Linked DNA regions of Homo sapiens: region 2 is linked to region 1. A link is an interaction called in ENCODE POLR2A ChIA-PET data of the cell type or tissue named here. Cell type or tissue: OCI-LY7. All regions are shown on one strand. Links, peaks and the distances in the headings refer to the core of each region. The heading gives the core; the rest is flanking DNA. Region 1 overlaps SEMA5B (semaphorin 5B). Region 2 holds the start of PDIA5 (protein disulfide isomerase family A member 5).

Region 1 (8,745 bases), core at 2,444-7,443:
TAATCTTCACAACTGCCCTGTGTGGTTTTACGGTTGAGAGAACTGACTCAGAGAGGCTAAAGGAGCCTGGGCTGGGATTTGAGCCCAGGGCTGCATGTTTTGTGGTGTGAGTGCTCAGTGTCGACCCAGGCTGTGCCGAGGCAGGGGGGTGGTGGGGAGGAGAAGTGGGAGAGCAGGTCTCTGCCTTGGTCTCCGCCTCCTCAGGCAGACATCCGTGTTCCCTGGCTCAGGGGCTCATCGTCCTTCCTTCCTCTGCCAAGGCTGAGGCGCAGCTGGACAGGGGAGCATCCATCACACTCCTTTCCCGCCAGCCAGCAGCGGCAGCTCTCCTGGCAGGCAGGGGATCAGCTGTGCCTCTCCTTACTCCACTGCTCCTCACCCCTGGACCCAGGGCCCACCCTCCATCTCTCCTTGTCTGGTGCTGCCCACGTCTGCCTGCAGACCACACCTGTGAGCACTTGACTAAGTCTTCTGGTAAGAAAATGACACGGTTTCCCACTCCCTTCCATTTCTCTGCTGTCCTTGTGGGCCTGAGCAGAGGACACTTCCAGGCTCCCTCCCCAGAATTCTTGCATTTCAGATGCTCCTCCAACAGGCCTCTATGAAGATAACTCTATTCCAGTTCCATTGTGGAAAAGGAGAGCTGGGGGTGGGGGCTGGGCCTGCAGGGTGAGTCATAGATAAAGTCCTGCAAATAGTAAGCCTGTTAGCTGTTATTCTTATTATAACTGAGCTCTATGAATATGGAACTTAAGGGGCTTGGCACCAATGGCCAGGTTTAAAGAGAGACATTCATTAAGCACTGGAAGGGTTTTGTCAGCCCTTGACCATCTTTCTGTCTCCAAGAAGGGCTTCGTTTATACCAGATCAGAAAGAGCTCACTGTGCTTCTCTTAAAGACCCCCCTCCCCTTCTCTTCCCACCCCCTGGCCCAGGGCTGGAACTCTCTATTCTGCCCACAACCAAGCCCCATGGCCTGCTCAGCTCCTGGACACCATCCACCTGAGAAGTCCTCAGGCACGTGTCCCTGCCTCACTCTCCCCAACCCATATACCCAAACCCAGAAGGACCAGTCAGCTGCCTTGTAGGTGCTCAGGGCTGGGGCAGCAGTGAGGCTGCATCATTGCACCTGCAAAGAAGCTTTGAAGGAATGATCTGGATCTCAGGCATGTGCGCAGGCGAGTGTGCACCCACGTACACATTCCTATGTCTGGGGCAGTAGTGGTGGTGGAGTCCCAGGCCTGGCCTTCACTCAGACCTGTCTTTCACCTGTGTGTGTGCAGGAGCGAGGGGGCTCACCTGGCAATGGGAGTAGGGCTGGGAGCAGTTCCCAGAAATGCTTCTGGCCAGGGCTGGACAGTGGGTTTGTGCTGGTCCTTGTTCTTTCTCCCAGCCTCCACTCTACATCAGCCAACCACCTGCCGGCTTCTCCCTCCCCGCCTGCAAGCATGTGTCACATGGCGGGAGCAGATGGGGGGTGGTGTGCCTGGGCTCTCTCTCCCCTCAGCCAGCCATTTGCTCTCCAGATGGATCTGGGCACTGACAGGGTGTACATTCGGGGAACGGCAGCCTGCTCCTAGACGGCCCGAGGCTGTGCCCTGCTGAGCTGGAACACAATTATGTTCTGGAAGTTCAGGCATCTGAGCTGGCAGGACCCAGAGTACCAGGTATTGGGCCTGGTGAAGAAGACTCACAGCCCTCCAGAAGGAAATCCTGAAAGGGTTTAAGGAATTTCTCCCTACCTTCTCCTCCCTCTCTGCCCTTCCCCACTCCCATACCTCTGCCCCTCTGTCCTGGGCTCCACACTTGGTGGGTTGCAGATTCCCAGAGTGGGACAGGGAGGCTCCACATTGCCTGCCCTCCTTGGGAATCTACAACCCCCCAAGTTTGCAGCATCGTTCAGCTCCAACACAGACCCCAGACACTTTCCCTTCACTGTTTCACTTACTGCACAAACACCATCATAACTGCGATAACATAAACCAAAAGGAACAAAACTCTGTCCATTTCACGACCTTCACAGATGAACTGGCCTCAGTGTTCTTTATTCCCTTCTGGTCTCTGTTGACGTTCCACCCCTCCTCACTCATTTTCTTTTTTCCTCTCTAAAAGAGGAAAGGGAGCAGACTGCGGCACCCTCCACTGCCCGCCAGGCTGGACCCCACTCATCTTGGGGTGGGGGTTTGAGGTTCTGCTTTTGGCTGGTCACATGGCAGAGGCTGAGTTGGACTAGCTTATGTCCTCTGGGTTAGCAGCTCATTGGCTGCCTCTCCTCAGGGCACTAGAGGCCCAGGGCCACTTGGCACCTAGACTAGAAGCTAGGGGTGTAAAGGGAGAGAAGGACATAAACATAGCCTGAACACAGGCTGGAGTCAGGGGCTCAGACTGGGATGATAGTCCATCATTTCTCTTTCCTGCCCCAGTCTCAATACTGCCCACTCCCCAAAGAGAGTATTATGAGTGATTTTTCTGGAGACCTTGGGATCTAACTATGGTTACCTCTTAGATTTCCAAAACAAGGTGTATAGACACTCTGAATGACCTGTCATTAATCTGTAGGGGTTCTCCCACAGTTTCCAGGCTCCCAGCTCCCAGTGGCTGGGGACCTTATCCAGTGTGAGCCATCACGGCTTGACTTGGGGAATAAGAGTGTTTCTGGGAGCCTGGATAGGCTGCGGGGTGGGAAGGCAGACCTGGGCTAACTTCCCACTCTGAGCATTTGGATCTGTAGCTGCTCTCAGGGCCTCTGGCTTCTCATCAGTTAAATGGGAGCCATGACAAGCCTTCTGCAGACTTCACAGGGAATCTGATGGCATCGTGGTTGTGAAGAGTAGCAAGGACCCATCCACATGAAGGGGATTTGCATGATTCCTGACACTACCTTTCTGCTGGTCACCTATGCTGCACCCAGCGCAGCATCCCAACAGCTCTTACCGACTCAGGTGGGGGTCTCTCTCCCCAGTGCTGGCCCAGTTACATCTGTGGGATCATCTGGAGCCAGTGGTTAAAGGGCTGAGTAAAGTCAAATAATAGCACAGATAATGCAAAACAGGGTGTGATTCAAGAACAATTTTTAATTTTAATTTTATTTGACTCATATTTCAAGGGTGACTGATCCAGGCTGAGTTTTGCACACACATAACTGGATGAGGGGAGAGATCTGGAGTGTGCCACATGCCAGGGAAAAGGGCTGGCATGCTTTATACATGGGCAGCAGAACCATTTGTGTTACCATGTGGCTTGGAGTTGCACTGATTTAGATACATCTTAAGTCACTGCACACTCTCCATAACATTAGTTCCTGACTCCAAAAAGTCTGTTTCTGCTACTTTCCTGGAAAAGCAGGGGAGACCAGTGTTAGAGAGAGCTTTCACCAACTGTCGGCCTATTCCTTGTCACCACAGACAGTGGAGTAAGAGGGTTTAAGTTGCAGCAAGAGGAAAAGTAAGTCAGGTAGTGGCAGAGCTTCCTACCTGGAGCAGTGAGGGACTCCTCAAAACTCTCCACACTGGAGAAGTGACCCAGCCATGGTGGATCGATCAGCGGATCCATGTGGACAACAAGCGTTTGTTGAGTGCTTGTTCCGCTCTCAGTGCACAAGTATCTCACCTTCACAAGTCTGTGAAGAAGTTGTTATGATTGCTGTTGTTGTTGCTATCATTATTCTCTCTGTTTCAAAGAGAAGGGAGGCAGCGGGGCCCAAGGATGCAGAACACGGTGCCTGTTGCTCCCACTGGAATCATGTCTATTGACGAGTTCAGGAGTGGCTGACATCAGGGCTTGCACCATGGCTTCCCATTCCAAGTCCATGCTCTTCTCACCGTGCCGCACCTGCCTTCCAGAAAGCCTTGGGGAAGGCTCCTTGGGCAGAGGCCCACCAGCACCCATGCAGCAATAAGTGTGTGAACACCTTCCCCACTGGGCATTCAGGAGGAGAGACTCACTTTCATTCATTCAATAGACACGGGCTGAGGATCCAGAGGTAAATAAGACCTTATTCTTGCTGGCTCTTGGCAGACCTGTTAATATCTTTGCTTCATGCCCCATGATGGATTTGGAAAACATTTCCGATCAATTACCTGAAGCAGAATTATCACCTGCCACATCTCCCTTCTCAAGGCTGGCTGCTTTATGAGTGTCTACACTTTCAACCATGAGTGGGCACATTAGTGCCTTTGGCTAAGAGCAAAGATTCCCATAGTCCCTTTGGTTAAGAGCAAAGATTCCTTGCACTTTGTTCCACCATTCAGTCATTCTCTCATTCAACAAATAATTCAGCGTCTCTTATGTGACTGGTGCTGGGTTAGCAGCTAGGGATATAGCACTGAGCAAAACAGACATGGTTCCTGCCACCAGTTTGCAGACATTAACCAGATAATTCTCCCATCCTGCTCTGATGTATTCCCAAGGACTAAGGTGGTTTGTTCAGGAGTGACTTCCTCAGGCCTGGCACTTCCAGGGCACTATGCTGCCCCAGGGTCAGCCCTCCTGTCTCCTGGGAATTATAGGCCACTGGGTAGTGCTCCAGGACCAGGTCTTTATTGATCATTCCCTTTGGAAGGAGGCAAAAGACTCTCCCCTCTCCAAGCCTTCTGGCTCTTGATCCAGCCCTTCCTGTGAAATGCCCCTGATGGACAAACTTAGAAGGGTCCCTAAAGGGAAGGCTATTCTGCTCAACCCCCAGAAAGAGGGTATATTTTGCAAAGAGGCCCTGTTTCTCTGGGCAGTTTGATGATTTGGGAAAAGCATGGGCACTGGAGTTAGGCTGATGTAGATTTCCGTCCCAGAATTGTCCTTCCTAGCTGTGCGACCTTGGGCAAGTCATGAACATCTCTGTGCCTTAGATCCTCAGCAGTAAAGTAGGGGCAATAATACCTACCTTGCAGGAAGGCTGTGATGATTAAACGAGATGTTCATGAAATATTTGCCATTTAATAGATGTGTCTCACCCTTTCTTCTGACTTTTAACTTCTAAAGGACATGATTACCTCTTGAGCTGACACCAAAAAGAGGCTTGCAAATACTAAAAGGTAAGGAGGTGGGAAGCTCTCTTATTCTCTAGCTGCTGGGCTATAGCAGTGGTTCCCAAAGTGCGGTCCCTAGACCGTAAGCATCACCTGGGAACTTGCTAGAATTGCAAAATCTTGGGCTCCACCCTAGATTGACTGAATGAGAAACTCTGGAGAAGGGGCCCAACAATCGGTTGTAACAAGCCCTCCAGGCAATTCTGATGCACATTAGTGTGAGAACCACGAGGCTGGAGACTGCAATCCAGTTGTCAGAGGGCCAAATTCTTTCATAGATGTGTTTTGTTTGGCCTCTGTCATCAGCTGGAGCTGAGGAGCAGCTGTCCCTGAGAAGTGATGGTGCCCTCCTGAAGGGGTTCACAGTCCTGGCTCTGCCATTCCGTTTTGTGTGACACCAGCTGGCCTCACTTGGCTGCCCACCTGCTGTGGGCACCCATATTTGCAGCCCGGGCTCTAGGTCAGGGGCAAGTGTGGTTTCTGAGCCCTAGAGAAGTAGCAGTTCTGCTTCAGCTGGTCCTGAACATCAGCCGAGACACGGAGCCACCCAACTCTGCAGGAAATAGGAACAGGGTGGACAGCTTTCTAATTCCTGAAACCAGCAGCCAGGTCCTGCTGGTTGAGCTTCAGTATTTGGCTTGAAGTGTTGTGAATTCCCAGCACATAACACACACCCACATTCAACTGTAAGTCCAAAAATACCTTCCACAGCCAAATAGAGATGATTCTTACATTCCCCACTACCTCAGATTATCTGCCTCGCTGCTCTCTGCCACCCCCGCTGTTGGCACAAACTAATAAGCAGTGACTTTCCCTGCGTCAGGGAACTTGGGAAAGCAGAAGGGGCCAGTGACTTCAACACCCGCAGCAGTGAGTGGGACACAGAAATATCAATGCAGGTGGGTGCCAGGAAGGCTGGAGTGACCTAGGGGCTGTGATGTCCATGAGGTGGAGCAGAATGGGAGTGGAGCTGGGAGCTCTCATTGGAGACACTGGAATAGAGAATTACGATCAGAGGCCCTGGCAGTAGCAGGCATACTGACCAGGAGAGAGAAAGAAAATGCATCCAGGACACAGCACGGGATAGGACGCAGGGAGGAAGCTCTGGGCAGTGGGAGAGGAACTGGGCTGGACTCAGCTTTGGATACAGGGAATCAGGAGGAGACCTGGGTGGTATCCCTTCTCTGTGCCCCCACAGCCAGGAGAGAGCACCTTCACCTTCCTTCCTGGTGAATCTGTCTCCAAAGCATCCCTGGAAGGAGGTGGGAAGCAGGCTGACTAAAAGCATGCGCTTTGGCATCAAAGAGATCTGAGAGCAGATCCGGCTCTGCCACTTCTGGTGTGACTTTGGACAGGCCACCCAACCTCTCTGAGCCTCAGTTTCCTCATCTGAAAAGAGGCAGTAAAGCTTATTTTATAGCCATATGGTGAGGATGAAATGAGATCACATTTGAAAAATAATTAGCACACTGTCTGTCATAGAAAAAAGAACAGGAGAAAGCTTAGATATAATTAAAATTATTCGAGCACAGAACCCATGTATTTTCACCAGAAGTCCTGGTATCTGGGATTTCACAAGTTGGGGATCATTGGTGAGAAAAATTGAGTCAGACGTAAGCATTGGTAAGTGAACAGAAGATGTTAGAATGCTCAAAAGAGGGGATCCCCAAAGAGAGAAAATGACCTGCCCCAAGACTTATGGCCCATAGCCTTTATTAGGACCCTTGAATGTTGGCTCATGTGGCAGAAAAGATGTAAGAATGTCCTGACAGTGATGGGTACCAAACCCAGCTGAGGTCACCAAGAGATGTGGCTGGAGTAAAGCTACCCTGGACTGAAGGAGGAAGTGTCTTGCCTGGTGCCTGGAGGATGGACAGGATGACCTCAGATGCCCACAGAGACATTATTAACCATAGGAAGATCCAAACTGACCTGATTTCCACTGCCCTTTCATTTCTACTGGAAAGAAATGTATTTCCAGTAGTGTTGGGGCGGGCGTTGGAGTAGGATACATATAGTGCAAACAGCTGCTTCTCCCACCCTTCCAATCTAAGAGGCACAGCACCTTGGGGCTGGATCCCCATCCTATCCCGCTACTAGGTCACCCCCAAGGCGACCGTCCCTCTCTGACTCAGGTTCATTGCCTCTAGGGAGGCAAACCCTGAAAAAAGAGCCTGGGGTTGGTGATTTGCATCCATGAATTTCTGTCTCTTCACCTGTGTAAATGGTCCAGAGGAGAATAAAGCAGACCATAATTATCGCAATTATAATGAGAGAGGAGTGGCATAGATGCAGAAGTATAATCCAAATTAAACTGTGAAGGAGGTAGCTACATCACCTCCCAAGGCCCTTTTTACACTAATACTCTGTGAGTCTCTGAGCCTAAACCATCCTGGGGGCCCAATTCTGATAATGTGGTGACATGAAGACCAATTGATTTTTGGATTTACAGTTTTCTGGGAAAGTGTTGCTGGGCCTTGGAGCGGATCTGCACATTTTCTGGAGAGAAGGTGGTAGCCGGGGAGGTCAGGAGAGCGTGGAACACGTGCTAGCTCTGGTCAAGGCTGCAGTCCTTGGGCGGGCTGAGGGCTGGGCCCGGTGCATGGTCTCTTGTGCACGCAGAGTGAGTGAGAGGGCAGAGCCCTGGGCCAAAAGAGAAGTCTGCAGAGCTTAGTCTTGACACCAGCCTACTTCTTCCCCTACCTCCTTCTCAGTCCTCCTCTGGGAAGGCAGAAAGGGCCTAAGGGCCTATCTCAGGCCAGGTTTCCCTGGAAGAAGCAAAGCCTGAGCAGAGATTCTTGAGCAAGTGACTGAGCAGGTAGTGTCCTCCAGAAGAACCAGGGTAGAGCACAGGATGAGGCCAAGGCTACATGATCCCACGATCTCATGATCCCACGAGGAGCCCTGGAGCATGAATGGCACCACAGAATCCATTGCACCTGGAGATGTGGGGGCTGGGCTCCTATACTCCTCTGTCAGCTGGTGATTACCCAAGAGCTTTGGAATGGTGGTGAGGGTTGTAGTCTCCAGGAGTCTGCACTGGGTTAAGGGCAGGCCTCTGGAGAAGGTTGCAGGTGTGAACCATTAACAGCCAGTCTGGATGGGTGCACCCACCCACAAATGGGGCAGGCACCAACAGCACCTGCTACTCTTTCTCTCCTAGGAAATGCCACGTTAATTCAACTCGAGAAGATCCTTGCTTACTTCTGAAGATAGTTTAGAAGTCGTGTGGGGGTAGTTAGGAGGAGGAAATCTAAGGTCCTTCACCACCCTAAAATCTACAAGATTACATTCAAAAGTGAATAATTGCTGCGATAATTCTTCCAAGATTTGTCACATTTAAAGGCTTATTATAATAAACATTCTTAAGGCTGGGCACAGTGGCTCACGCCTGTAATCCCAGCACTTTGGGAGGCCGAGTCAGGCAGATCACCTGAGGTCGGGGGTTCAAGATCAGCCTGACCAACATGGAGAAACCCCCGTCTCTACTAAAAATACAAAATTAACCGGATGTGGTGGCGGGCGCCTGCAATCCCAGCTACTCAGGAGGCTGAGGCAGGAGAATCGCTTGAACCCAGGAGGCAGAGGTTGTGTTGAGCCAAGATAGCACCATTGCATTCCAGCCTGGGCCACAAGAGTGAAACTCCATCTCTAATAATAATAATAATAATAATAATAATAATAATAATAGTAATAGGCCGGGTGTGGTGGCTCACGCCTGT
Region 2 (8,745 bases), core at 2,213-7,212, 96 kb before region 1:
TGGCCTTGAGTGAGTCCCTTCCCTCCCTAAGCCTCGCTATTCTCCTATAAAAGGAGAAGGCTGAGTTAGATCAGTTCTGAATCTCACAGATCAGCAGAATATATATATTTTTAAATATAAAATGGATTTTATATTATTAAAAATAAATTTTATCAAGAAAGGGCTTTTAAAAAGAAATCACAATATACTACAACCAGCCTCATTTTTCAAAGGGATGCTGTAACCCCCTCCCCCTCAAAATATCGTCATGTCAGAAAAATTGACAACTTTTTAAACTGAAAACATTTGCATTCATGAAAAACAAACAAACAAAAAAATACACCATTTTTTTTTTCCAGTTTGACTGCAGACCAGAAAACTCTATCCCAGCCCAGCTTCAGTCCTTGGCCCAATGCTTGAGAACCACTGAGCTAGGAGACCTAGAGTTCACTCCAGCTCGACGTTTCTCCATCCTACAGGCTGGATGGAGCCAACAGGACAATCAGCATGGACGGCCCTAGAGAAGAGTCAGCTGCAGGGATGAGCTGAGCTGGACAGCAGGAAAGCAGGCAGTCAGCGCAGGGATGGGAGCAGGGCAGCATGGCTCGGCAGGGATCGCCCTGTGCCCTAGGGCTACCTCCTGCCCCTGTGTCCAGGAGCACTTGGCAGGGAGGGCACCGCCACCCATAGCCTCTGAGGGCACAGACACCCAGCCTGGAAGCTCTTGGAACTAACCTGTCCCACGTGTTTGACAGTGACACCTTCCTCCCCAGTATTCTTTTGGAAGGCTAAGGGTTCCCAAAGCAACATTTTAAAAAATCTTTATTAACTTTTCTGATTATAAACTAATACATATTCATGTGAAAAACTTGGAATCCACAGAAAAGCATAAGCAAAGAAGCAGAAGTCATCACAACTCCACCTTCCAGAACAATGACTGTTAACATTTTGATGCACTAATTCTTCATACATGTAACTTCAGCCACCCTCAGATTTGGTTTTACATCCTGCTTTTCCCTTACTTATCACACTTGGGCATTTTTCCACATCCTTAGATATTCTTCATAAACATCATAAAATGTTTTCATAATAAACATAATATTCTGGTAAATAAAAATATTCTTTATAAACATTGCAATGGACTGAATATTTCTTCTTCTTCTTCTTCTTTTTTTTTTTTTTTGAGATGGAGTCTTGCTCCATCCCCCAGGCTGGAGTGCAGTGGCGCGATCTCAGCCCACTGCACCCTCTGCCTCCTGGGTTCAAGCGATTCTCCTGCCTCAGCCTTCTGAGTAGCTGGGACTACAGGCGCCCGCTACCATGCTTGGCTAATTTTTGTATTTTTAGTAGAGACGGGGTTTCACCATGTTGGCCAGGCTGGTCTCGAACTCCTGACCTCAGGTGATCCACCCGCCTCAGCCTCCCAAACTGCTGGGATTACAGGTGTGAGCAACTGTGCCCGGCCAGGACTGAGTATTTCTGTCATTCCCCTGAAAATTCATATGTTAAAATCCTAACCCCCAAAGTGGTGGTGTTAGGAGGTGGGGCCCTTGGTACGTAATTAGGTCATGAGGGTGGATCGCTCATGAATAGGATTAGTGCCCTTGAAAAAGGGACCCAAGAGAACTGTCTAGTCTTCTTTCTATCATATGAGAATACAGTGAGAAGTCAAGAGTCTTCTGGAGGAGGGTCCTCACTAGAATTCAACCATGCTGGCACCCTGATTTCGGACTTTTGGTCTGCAGAACTGTGAAAAATACATTTCAATTGTTCTACACCACCAGTCTATGGGATATTTCTTATAGCAGGCCAAACTGAAAAAGATAAATATCACTTTCCATGATATGGACAAGGCCAGATATTATTTAACCATGCCACTATTATTGAGCATTTAACCCATTTCCACATTTTGCTATTGTAAAAAATGTGGTGGGTGTATATCCCTGTACACGAATCCCTGCAGATGCCTTTATACCCTTCAGGTCACAGCCCAGTCCTGTGCACATATCAGCCCTCAGTAAATATTGAGTGAACAAAGAAACCCAACCGGCTTCCAGGAACCTGGGGAGCACTTATCAGATAGATACAGCATTTAAATTTACAAAGACCCAACGCGCTGTCCAGCAATCACTCACCACTGCTCCTGTTGGCATGCTCCCTCCACCTCCTACCCGCTAAGCCAACTCTAGGGCTTAGGGAAAGGAGAAGATAGAAATTGCTTGCTCAGGACTCCCAGGTTCTAGTGCTTTCAGCAAACCTACCTGCTCTTCCGCACCTCCTGGTGAAGGGGACCTGCAGCCCTCCACTGCCTAGCTAACTACCACACATCTTTCAGACTCTGTTCAACCCTACCACCTCAGGAAAGCCATGGCTGACCTCCCTTTAAATCAACGTATGGCTCCGGTTCAGTGAAGGATACTAGTACTTAAGGTCACAGCACTTGCAGTTCTGTCATTATTTGCTCACAGGACTGACTCCTTTGCCCAATCCAGGGCAACACCAGACGGCAGGTACAATGTGTGTTTTGCTCTCCGCCCAAAATCTAACCCAGTGGAGGGCAAAATATCAATCCAAACAATGTGATTGACAAATAAATGTCTGCCGAATGAAATTTCAGATTCTCAAGCCGTTTGTTTTCACAAAAGGGAGGGGAAAGGGAGGAAAGCAGGACCTCCTACTCAGCCCAAGTGCAAAGACCGATGGGGGGCGTTTCAGGAGATAGCTCCCTCCTCCTGGCCCAGAGACCCGCCCAGACCAACTGGCTCCAGGGAACTGATGGCAAACCAGCATTCAACAAACCCAGACGCAATTAAGTGACACTGCCCCACTCCAGCCTGGTTCTCCCCAAGAGGGAGAACACAGACCGAAGAGAACAGGGGGCTTCTTTCCCCACCCACTTCCAACCAGAGAGTACCAGGCCACTCCTCACTGGTGATCCAAAAGGCCAGGGTATTGGGAGATGGAAGTGTTTCAAGCAACTCAACCCACACTTTTCTCCTCCCATTTGCCCAGTGTCCTTGCCACACCCAAATGGAAAAGAACGGGAAAATCTGGGTTGGGGGGAGGGTGCCAGGAACAGGAAGTTCCCTGGAACTTCAGGGGAAAAGGACCAGGATGGTCCTAAAATAAGGGAGCGCATAAGTTATGGAAAAGATGGGGAAGGAGGCCACAATATCTCATCACACACCCACAGCGAAACGAAGGCCAAACCCCAGACCTGGGCCGGCAGGCACACCCATTCCGACCTCTCTCAGGGATGCCTGGAGTCCCCCCCACCAAGTGTAGCAAACTACTCTTGGAGTCCACTCCTTTTCCACTTTTGTAAGATTTTGCAGTTTACACAGCTTCCTCCACTGAGACCTCATCCGACTCTCAGAACCACCCTATGGGGGTAGCTTTGCCTTTCTATATCATGCATGAGGAAACTAGCTCAGATACATTAAATGAACCGCCGCGTCACACAGCTAGAAAGTGGCTGAGGCTCGAGCCCGCCTCAGTTGGGTGTAGGAGCAGCTCCTCCGCCGGGGCGGGCTACGTCGACCCCACCCAGCCCACCGAGCCTGGCCTGTGGGCGGAGGCCCAGGTGGTGGCCCGCAGTTTCCCAGACGCCTGGGGCCGAAGCCAAGAACAAGGTGGCCCTAAACCAAGGTTTCCGGCAGTGCAGGTAGTAAGCACCCCCATCCCACCCCGCACTCACACAGGTGCAGGGCTCGGAGTCTGGAGCGGAGCTCACCCCGCAGCCCGCCGGCGTCCTGCCCGACCGGCTGTGCCCCGACCTGCATCCCCGCAAAGTTGTGGCCGTGGCGTAAGCACCCTGCCAGGGATCTCCCGGCGCCCCACAGCTGCCTCCTGCCCCTGCGTCCGGGAGCGCTTGGCGGCGAGGGCACCGGGACGCCCGCTGTCTCCCGCGTAGCACCCAGTGCCCGCCTGCCTGGCATGCACGCCCTCATCCCGGTGCCCCGGGGCAGCTCCCCGCACGTTCCGCAGAGGGCTGGAGCAGAGAGCGCAGAAGGGCACGCGGGACACACGTGCTGGCCCGGCCCGGATCCCTGCCCCACAGTCTCACCCAGATTGCCAGCAGCAGCCACGCCGGCCCGGCCCGCGCCATCCCAGCAGCGCTGCCCACCGCTGGCTCCTTTCTCCACTCCGGCGCCCGCTCCCGCCCGCCCGCCTGCTAGCTCCACCGCGGCCAACCACCACGGCCACTTCCCAGCCGCTCCCCGCCTCCGAGTTCCCGGTGCCACGTCTGCCAAAGCATGCGCAGCAGCTGGGGAGAGGCGGCCGGGAAGAAGTGCTCGCTGGGAGTTGTAGTCTGCAGCCTGGCTCAGCTGGGGGCTGCGGGTGCGGACTGGGCTCCGAGGCCACGTGGCAGCGAGTGAAGTGCGAAAAGGCAAGGTCAGGGAGTAAGGGAAGGCAATTAATGAGCGGGGGCTTACTCTGTGCCTGGAGCTTCAGAAACAGTATCTCACGCAGCTCACAGAAATTAGGTTTTATTTTCTCCACTTTGAGGATTAGGAGGCAGCGCAGGGAATTTAAGTACGTTGATCCAGATCACACAGCCGGTAAATGGCAGAGTCCAGGGCTGCCTGTGAAGGACAGGAAAAGCCCTCATCCCTGCCTCCCAGACTCCCTCCTGCTTATTCTATTTAACTTCAGTAAAACATTATTGAGCTGTTGGAAAACAATCTGGTGGTTCCTCAAAAAGTTAAACATAGATTACTATATGACCAGCAATTCCACCCTTAGGCTAATACCCAAAAGAATTGAAAACAGGTATTCAGACAAATGCACGTACACCAGTGTTCACAGCAACACTATTTACAATAACCAAAAGGTAGAAACAACTCTAACGTCTGTCAAAGGATGAATGGGTAAACAAAGTGTGATACATCCATCTAATGGAATGTTATTTAGCCATTAAAAGGAATAAAGTGGCCCAGCAGGGCAGCTCATGACTGTAATCCCAACACTTTGGAAAGCTGAGGCAGCAGAATCGTGTAAGACTAGGAGTTTGAAACCAGCCTGGGCAACATAGCAAGACCTCATCTCTGCTAAAAATAAAAATAAAATAAAATAAAATAGCTGGTGTGGTGGCAAGGGACTGTAGTTCCAACTACTTGGGAGGCTAAGGCGGGAGGATTGCTTGAACCTGGGATATGGAGACTGCAGTGAGCCAAGATCATGCCACTGCACCCCAGCCTAGGCCACAGGGTGAGACCCTGTCTCAAAAAAAAAAAAAAAAAAAAAGGTGGGGGGGAGAGAATAAAATGCTAATACATTCTACAATGAATGAATCTCAGAAATGTATGCTAATGAAAGAAGCCAGACACAAAAAGTCACATATGATGTGATTACATCTTATGAAATATTTAGAATAGGTAAATCCACAGAGACAGAAAGCATAGTAGTGGGGGTGGGGAGGAAGGAATGGGGAATGACTGCTTAATGAGTATAGGGACTCCTTTGGGAGTGATAAAACATTTTGGAACTAGATGGAGATGATGGTTCCACAACATTGTGAAGGTACTAAATGCCACTAAACTGTACACTTTAAAATGGTTAATTGATGTTATGTGAATTTTACCTGAGTAAAAATTTTCAAAAGAAAAAAACTCTTTATTGAACCCATTCCCTGTGCTAAAGCAGGGGTCCCCAAACGCTGGGCCTCTGGACAGTCTGTGGCCTGTTAGGAACCAGGAGGCAAGCTGTGGGCCAGCGAGCATTACCACCTGAGCTCTGCCTCCTGTCAGATCAGTGGTGGCATTAGATTCTCATAGGAGTGTGAACTCTATTGTGAACTGCACATTCAAGAAATCTAGGTTGTGGGTGCCTTATGAGAATCTAATGCCTGATGATCCGAGATAGAACAGTTTCATCCCAAAACCATCCCCTGTCCCCCCACCATCTGTGGAAAACTTGTCTTCCACAAAACCGGTCCCTGGTGACAAAAAGGTTGGGCCCTGCTGTGCTAAAGCATTCTTGCATGCAGTCAGTTCATACATTCAAGAATGTTTATTGAACACTTACTATGTCCTGAGGCTCAAGATATCCAGTAGTGAGATGAACAAGAGAACAGCACAGTCAGAGGTTGGTAAGTTATAGCTGAAAGGTCCTTGCCTTCTGTCAGGAGAGTCAAAGCTCAAAACTTAGAAGTTATCCATTACTCGCTTCCTATTCACAACAGGCCCATCCAACCCCTCACCACATCCTGTCAATTTTACCTCCAGAATATATCTCTCCTGCCACCTCCCAAGTCTAAGTGACTATCACCTAGGGAAGGGTAACAGTTTCTGAAAGAGTGTGCCTGCTTCTCCCCCATGCCATCCATATGTTAATGTCAGTTGGATCTTGCTTGCCCCTCCCCTGAAACCCTCCAGTGGTTTCCCATTACCCTTAGAATAAAATCCAAACTCTTCCCAAGACCTGCAAGCCCTGCATGGTCTAGGCCCTCGCCCGCCCGGTAGACCTCATCTCCTGCCTCCCACAACCCCTGTCCACTGGGTCCAGTTACACAGACCATCATTTCCTCACCCCTCCCCTCTCCAGAGCTGCTCCTGCCTCAGGGCTTGTGCTCCTCCCATTCTCTTTGCCTTGGCAATTTCCTTGGCCTTTGTCTGGCTGGCGCCTTTGTATCCTTCAGGGTTCTCCTATCTATCCCCTCTCAGAGATGCCCTTCAGAGCAGCCCATCTACAGGTGAGTTTACCCTCCCCACTGCCAAGCTCCTTTTTCTCTATCTCAACTTCTGCTTAGGTTCTGTTGCTTCTTTGCCCAGCACCTACCAAAACCCACAAGACTTACTGAGTCCTTGTGTTCATTGTCTCTTGCTCCAACCTGAATGTCAGTTTCCTGTCCCTCTGTTCATCACCTTGCTTCCAGGACCTAGCACAGGACGGAGCCACAGATGGTTCTCACTGTTCTTTTTGATGAATGACTGAATGATTGAGCTAAGTAATGTGTTGGGAAGTGTCAGAAATTCCTAAAGCAGTTTGGGGACAGGGCTTCCTTGGCATGCTCTGCTCTGCAACCTCGAACTTATGACCTGCACATGGGAAAGTGAGATTTGCACCCCTCTCTGTGGGTCTCTGTTTCTCATCTGTCAAATGAAGCAGTTGGTGAGGATGCAGAGCTACTGGAACACTCACGCATTGCTGTGGGAGTGTAAATTGGCTCACCTACTTTGGACAACTGTACATGTACAAAATCTGAGCCAAAATGTTCATGGCAGCTTTATTCACAGAAGCTGTTATGGACTTGTGTCCCCCCCAAATTCATATGTTGAAGTCCTAACTAACCCTTACTACATCAGAATATGACCGTACTTAGAGCCTTTGAAGAGGTAATTAAGGTTAAATGAGGTCATTGTGGTGGACCCTAATCCCATATGGCTGGTATCCTTACAAAAAGAGGACAGTAGGACACATATACAGAGGAAAGACCATGTGAGGACACAGAGAGAAGACAGAATGGCCAGTGACACGCCAAGGAGAGAGGCCCTCAGAAGAAATCAACCCTGCCAAAAGCTTGATCGTGGATTTCTAGCTTTCAGAATAATAATAATAATAAAAAACAACCTCTGTCATTTAAGCCACCCAGCCTATGGTGGTCTGTTACGGCAGCCCTAACAAACTGATACAGTAGCCCAAACTGGAAACAACCCAACTGTCAGAACAGGAGAGTAGATAAATTAGCGATAGCATATTCTGCAAAAAAGAGAGACAGAGAGAGAGAGAGAGAGAACAAACTCCTGATAATATGCAACAACGTGGATGAATCTCAAAACCCTGATGTTGAGCAAAAGTAGCCAGACACAAAATAATATGTACTGTATGATTCCATTTATCTGAAGTTCAAGAACAGGCAAGTACAATCTGCCTGTTCGATAAAAGAAAACAAGTGGATGAGGAATAGAGACGGACTGTGGGGAAAGCATGAGCAAACCTTCCAGGTACTGGAAATGCTCTGCATCTTGCTTTTTTGTTTCTCTGTTTTGAGACAGGCTCACTCTGCCACCCAGGCTGGAGTGCAGTGATGCAATCTCACTCACTGTAACCTCCATCTCCTAGACTCAAGTCATCCTTCCACCTCAGCCGTCCGAGTAGCTGGGACCTCAGGCTCACACCACCACACCGGGCTAATTGTGTATTTTTAGTAGAGACGGGGTTTTGCTATGTTGCCCAGGCTGGTCTTGAACTCCTGGGCTCAACTGATCTGCCTGCCTTGGCCTCCCAAAGTGCTGGGATTACAGATATGAGCTACCATGCCCAGCCTGTATCTTGATTCAATGATAGTTACATGACATTTAAGATGTGTTGAAATTAATTTATTATTCCAGCTGAATTGATTTATTTTCTAAACTAGATACTAAGATTTTACGCTTTATATACACTATCTCTCAGTCTTTTTCTTAAGTCTGAACATTGAAGGGTGGTGTGAATCAGCTAATCTTCAGGATTCCTTGTAGCTCTTGTATCTTCGAAGTTCAAGACTGGCTAAAAGTTCCTGGGTCCAGGGAGGGCTGAACTCTGCAGAAATGTAACTGCCAAAAGGGGCAAGAGTTGAAGGGAGGAAGGCAGGAAGGAAGCTATGCACCTGAGAGCCAGGGAAACAGAGGGCAAGGGACCGAGGGGGGCAAATAAAAATTTCCAAGAAAACAAGCCATTTCATTCTGCAATTGAAACAAGCTAAAATGCGATTCGTAGCCCTTCTGGGAATGCTTACCAATTCTAAGCTTCACTCTCCTTGAAATATTAGGAGAATAGCACAGG

The links. Peaks named below come from ENCODE experiments on the same cell type or tissue, not always from the same donor. Only the 100,000 strongest peaks of a DNase experiment are listed, where the experiment ranks them.
Region 2: POLR2A ChIA-PET joins it to region 1 with 13 read pairs; 3 of 35 experiments call an interaction of 5 or more read pairs at or near these places.

What each region holds. Positions count from the first base shown.
Region 1 is chr3:122,966,832-122,975,576 of GRCh38, reverse strand. The region is part of intron 1 of SEMA5B (semaphorin 5B); the gene reads left to right. Among named protein-coding and RNA genes, the nearest start is that of SEMA5B, 57 kb to the left of the region's middle. RefSeq lists enhancers at 198-247, 1-337, 338-1,102. In OCI-LY7, for the core only: no CTCF peak of the experiment used is centred there; no DNase peak of the experiment used is centred there.
Region 2 is chr3:123,062,507-123,071,251 of GRCh38, reverse strand. It overlaps PDIA5 (protein disulfide isomerase family A member 5), which reads right to left and starts at 4,227. Exons shown (of 17, transcript NM_006810.4): 1 at 4,046-4,227. The coding sequence starts at 4,087. RefSeq lists a silencer at 3,933-4,172. In OCI-LY7, for the core only: no CTCF peak of the experiment used is centred there; DNase peaks (open chromatin) are centred at 3,441, 3,761 and 4,251; H3K4me3 peaks cover 1,681 bases.